2 separate regions of the Mus musculus genome follow, and region 2 is linked to region 1. Evidence: chromatin contacts called from ENCODE POLR2A ChIA-PET data. All regions are on one chromosome and are shown on one strand. Each heading gives the region's core, a stretch centred on a gene start or an enhancer-like site at or near the end of the contact. The rest is flanking DNA. Distances are from core to core; before and after follow the strand shown.

The links. ChIA-PET counts read pairs that join two places held with the same protein, here RNA polymerase II (POLR2A).
Region 2: POLR2A ChIA-PET joins it to region 1 with 14 read pairs in embryonic stem cell. The contact joins the promoter of Nptn here to the promoter of 4930461G14Rik in region 1. POLR2A ChIA-PET finds 5 or more read pairs at or near these places in 3 of 5 experiments (Patski and embryonic stem cell).

The regions. Positions count from the first base shown.
Region 1 is chr9:58,453,657-58,456,491 of GRCm38, reverse strand. It overlaps 4930461G14Rik (RIKEN cDNA 4930461G14 gene), which reads right to left and starts at 1,319. Exons shown (of 3, transcript NR_040736.1): 1 at 1,136-1,319.
Region 2 is chr9:58,580,870-58,583,569 of GRCm38, reverse strand. It overlaps Nptn (neuroplastin), which reads right to left and starts at 1,330. Exons shown (of 9, transcript NM_001357751.1): 1 at 1,044-1,330. The coding sequence starts at 1,134.

The sequences.
Region 1 (2,835 bases), core at 70-2,569:
ATGAATTTTAAAAAGAGAGCCACACCGAGGATAATGTATGTAAAATTCCTAACATGATGCCTGGCAAGGGGCAGCTCCCAACCACTAGCTGTAATGATGGTTACTATTACTAATCCCGTTGGGCAGTGCTTCTCCACCTTTGAAAACTCTAGGTTCCTTTGTGAGAGGCACACAGGTCTCAAACCCCTGCCTTCTTCCACACAGGATTTAAAAAGAAATAAAGGCTGGAGGGGTGGGGAGACATTTCAAGAACTTACAAGAGAGCTTCCCAAATACAGGGATGGCTCCGGGTGGGCTGGGATGGGGAAGGTGTTCTGGGCTGCATTTCTGAGTGTGGTCCCGAGGCTCGGAGCAACCACTTGGGTAGGACTCCCCTCTTTCCCAGGCTACCCGCAGTGTGTGTTGGATCCCCGCCCAGCCTCGCAGCTCAGGCCGCAGTGACTTTGAGCCAAGAACAGAGGAAGCTCTTTCGAATACAAATACCTTTGGACCCTCAGATCCCAGCCGGCGCGCCATTCTCATGCTAATGAATGGGGCTCCAGTTCAGGTGGTTTTGAAGGGGAAATTGCCAACACAGTTACCCAGCCCAGCCTGCTGCGTTTCTCCTCTGCCAGGACTAAGACCTCGGGGATCATTTTTAGCACGGCCTCCAGTACCAGCACCAGCTCTACCCCAGTGACTCTATAGTTCTGCAAGTCTCATGACTGGCTGGGCTCCATTATTTGGGGTTTATGAACTGAACAGATCCTTCTAAATCAATGTAATAATTCACGTGACAGTGATAGCTGCCATTCACACACCTACTCTCCAGTCAGGGTGTTTGGGAGTGTGCTCAGAGCACTGGGTCCGTCATTGTTCCGTCTGCAGCAGTGAGGCCCAGAAAGTAAGGCAAAGTGCTCCAGACCTTGCCACTGTGGTGCCAGGCTCCAAAGTCAGATGTTGTATAGGGCTACACCTGTAGGACATAGGCCTTGATCATAGGTCACATCACCCTATGATCATCAGTTTGGGGTTTCTGGGCCTGTAAATATTCCCCCACTGAAGCCCCATTTCATTTTTCTGTTGTCTTATCATTGCCCTCTCCCCTTTTATCCAGACCTGGACAATACCTGTTTTAACTCAATGAACTACTCACCCTTCAAGGCCTAAGTCACTTGTACCAGCTCTGCTACATAAAGCTGTCCAAGCAAGCTCTCTTCATTCTGTCTCCACTGTTCAGATCTTTAGGATAGTCCTCAGGTGTGGTCCTGTCCCCTTCTGGGCTGGGAAGTACTTGAGGGAGAGTACCTGCCTAGTTCATCTCCACAATGCCAATGCCTGGCACTGAAGAGGTCAACTCAGGAACTTTGGAAAATTCCATCTCCTCTCCTGGAAGAGAAAGGTCATAGAGGACTTAGGCACCACCCCCTCCGGAAGGGAGGGGCTAATTACATTCCTCAGACAAGGTGGGGGGAGGGAGGAACCAACCATCAGCCACTTGCGGGTATGGGAAGTCCTGAGCACATAGACACATTCTGTGACCATTGGCCACCTATAGACAAGGGAAGTCCTTGCCACCTCATTCCCTAAAGACCAATCAGTTTAAAAGTCGCACTGTTCTGCCAATCACAATGTGCGCAATGGCTGCGGCTCTGAAAACTGTATAAAAACTTACCGAATGGGCTGTGCAGAGTCCTTGTTCTCTCTTCTTCTTGTGCAGGGTGACCCCAGCATGCTGGAACAATAAAATTCCTCTTGTTTTTGCAACGATTCCCGGCTCAGCGTTGTTCACTGTGTGTGTGTTGGGGGCAAAGGTGTGTGTGGGGGGGAAATCTCTCACCAGAGTCTTACATTATTGGGCCTGGTAATCAGCTTCGAGAATGTTTCCAGGATGAGCCATTGACTAAAAGGGATGGTTCCAGTGGAGAAGGCTCTGGGCACTGAAGGGGGCACTGAAGCAAAAGTGTCATGAGCTCTTGGCATCATGAAGCTCCACACCTTGGCTTCACTCTCCCATCTGTGCTGGCAGTGTCTCCTCCAGAGCGTCCTAAGACAGGTCACTTTGTACCTCAGGGCCTTGACTAAGGCCAAGGAAAACTTGACTCAAAAGTGACTTCAGCCTAGATAGGCAGGGTACCAGCATTGCATTTGACACCCGTCTCCTACCAAGGTATGGGGAATGTGGCTGGTGGGTCACTGCCTCCTGCCTTTGGGGGGCTGCGTGGTTTTGGAGAGAGCATGTATACTTCTATTCAAGAGCAGCCAGACCTCTAGGTAATCAGGCTCTAAGCCACATCCCAGCTCAGATCAAAGGCAGCCAGACTATCGTCAGTTCACATGAGTCACACATTAGCCAAGCATCATGGGAGAGTGATCTTCCCCGTGAAGCCTCAGTCACAAATGCCCTGCTCCCCCACCTCTGCTACGAAGCCCAGACATATTAACTAAGCCTGCTTCCTTGAGATGCAAGACCTTCCACCCCCAGACACCTTCAAAAGGAGACATGTTCCTTGGCTGATGAGATGGAAACTCTCTCAGACTCTGTCCCCCAGTGGCATCTGCAGCACTGATAAGGCTCTACCCTACAGGACAGTGTGACTCAGCCTCTCCTCCTCCCTCTCTTCTCTTTCTGCCTAAAATCTAATACTCCTCAGATGACTTCTGAATGGACTTCCCCCTCCACCTTGGCAATGGCTAGGTTGCACACTCTCTCAACTCCTTCTTGAATTTTCCACCCCATCCTGGACTTAGTAGAGACTAGAGAAGAGCCTTGTAGAGACAGTGAGCTAAGCAAGCTCCAGGCTGGGGTACTCCTCTTTTGTTCAGCTCTGACCTGACTCCTGTCCTATAAAAGCC
Region 2 (2,700 bases), core at 81-2,580, 130 kb before region 1:
GACCACATTCATATTCCTCAGAAATAACATCTTTGCAATCTTGAAACTTTCAGTTCTAAAAGCCCACTTCCTCCATCTCCCCTGCCACCATCTCTCATTGCCCTCAATCCCACCACTGCAGATGTGGCTGTGTCCCAGCCCTCCCCAAAGGCCGAACTAGCATCATAAAGCATTTGCCACAACTCGTCCCCTCCCTAATGTATCCGCCGCGCTACAAAGCAACATTACACCCCCGACTTCCTGCATTTTACTCTCTTCCCTTATTTTTCCGTCTTCCCCCACTCCCACCACTATACCCAGGCACCCTTTACTTCCCTGATATTTCTTCTACCTCGGTTTTAAAGCTTTCCCCGCATCCTCTGCTCATTTTCCTCTCCTTATTTAGAAACTCCCTTTTGCTTTCCCAACCGCTACCCTAGAATGCCCAGCACTCCACCCTCCTTGGCAAAACCCAATCCTCTTCCCCCAGCTCGTTTGGAGACACTGCTGCTTCTCTTCTCCAGGTCCCCCTACTGCAGTCAACCCACTCCATCTTTCCACCCACCTTCCCTCTACCCCCAAATCCAAGGTTTCCCGAATCGCTCACTAACCCCTCTCCTTGAGAGACTCAAGCAGTCTGCTGCCTCTAGGTATTCTACGGGATCCTTTTGACCCCAGCTTCCCCCCTCCTCCCATTTTGCAGAATGTCACCCGGGTTCCAGGGCCCCAGTAGAATCCCGGGTGTCAGCGCCCGCGGAGCCCGGTTCTCTCGCCGACACCACCCCTCCGCCAGCTCGAACTCGAACGCCTGTCTCCCGCCGCTTTCTCCAGAGCCGCCCCCGCTACTCCAGCTCCCGGTGCGCGATGAGCCCTACGCCGCGGACCTGTCTACAGAGCCCCGGGCTCGCACCAAAGCGACGCCTCCACCTCTCCGCGAAGCACCTCCTCGCCTCAGCCGGGTCGCCCGCTGCCGGCTCCGGCATCCCCCTCAGGCCTGGGCCCGGCCCCTCTGGTTGCCAGAGCCGGGCGCCCCCGCCCGACCCGCCCCCGGCCCCTCGGCTTACCGTTCTGAGCAGCGCCTGGCCCTGGAAGGAGCGAGCCAGAGACCAGCAAGAGCGAGAGGGCCAGGGCGCCGGGGAGCGACGAGCCCGACATCCTCCCTAGCCGGAGAGCGCGCAGCGAATGGGCCGGGGCCGGGGCCGGGGAAAGGGAGGGGAGGGAGGGAGGGGGCGGGCGAGCGCGCGCGCGAGGGAGTGAACGAGGGAGGCAGCCGCGGCCGAGCTCCGTCCTTCCCTGTCCTCCTCCTACCGCCGCAGCGTCCAAGCCTCGCGAGACCTCCGCTGGCGGCCGTGGGCGGGCCAGGAGCACCGGCGGCAAGGCTCGCGAGAAGAGGCCCTCTTCCCCCCCCTCCCCAAGTCCCCGCCCCTGCAGAGGCTGATTGGCCAAGCACAAGGGCGGTCACGTGCGAAGGGCGCTTTTGGCCACGTGACGGGGCGAGGCGGGGACTCCACCCGCTCCTTCTCCCACGGGGGAAGACGGCGGAGTACAGTTCTCACTTCTATGGGATCCTAGCGCTCAGAAATTAGAGGAAGCATTGAGAAAACAATGCTCCCCCCACCCATCCTGCCTTTCATGCGTTACTGCTCGAAGCTTCAGAAATGGATACCCTAGACCCTGCTTTTGAGCTTCCTATTAGTACCCCTTATCAAAACCCTGCTTTTCCTTCTGGACTTTGACCAGAGACCCCTAGAGGTATCTGGCCACAACCTCTCTGCCTCGTGGATTTTTTTTTCCCTTCCAGGCAGTGTTAACGATCGCTGTGCTTCCTTGCACGGACATCTGTTCCCTCAGCCTTCAAGTGTCCTCCTTTTCCTCCCTACCTGTGCCCTCCCCACCCCTCTTTGGCCTTATTTTAGCTTCACAAGCTCTGAGGGCCTGAAGAGCTAGCCTGTGCAGGGCTACAGATCCAATTCTACAAGGAAGTCACAGTGTGTCCAGTAATAGGCAGAACCTTTGGTAGAGGAAACCCGTAAGAAAATAGTTTCCACTCAGTTCACTGTTCAGCCTGGTGTATCAGAGATGACCCACAGGAAAGGGGCAATCAAAAAGGAGTTTAGCCATGTTGCATAGAAAGTTGAGAAATGCCTTCTTTTGCGGTGAGAGAGTACTGGGGAGATGTCATAGTCCTTAAAAATGCTTGATACACAAACGTGAAGACCTGAGTTTCCCCAGCATAAAACAGAAAAGGATGGCCACCAGAGCCAACGCTGTAATCTGAGTCTGGAGAAGAGAAGAGCTCTCTGGTTTGCTAACTAGTCTGCCTAGCCGATCGATGAGGTCTAGGCTCAGTGAGGGACCCTACCTCAAAAACTGAGTATTCTCCAAAAAAAAAAAAAAAAGAAAGAAAGAAAGAAAGAAAAAGAATAGTTAAGGGAGATACCCGAAGGCAACTTCTGGCCTCCCAGTGCGGGCACACAGGCTCTCGAACACAAACACAGATTTGGGGGAGTTGGCTTGTTTGTTTTCCCTGAACCACCCTCAGCACTTGTGGTTAGCAAAGGAGTGTTTTCTGTGGCTTAGCTCATCTATGAGTCACAACAGACATCCTCGGGTGTCTCTGTGGCTTACAAGTGAGAAAGGGTAAACTGGCCTGCTGACCTGACTATATTCAAAGGGTTAGAGAATCTGGAGTAAAGAGGAGGCAGAGGGGGGCTGGTGAGA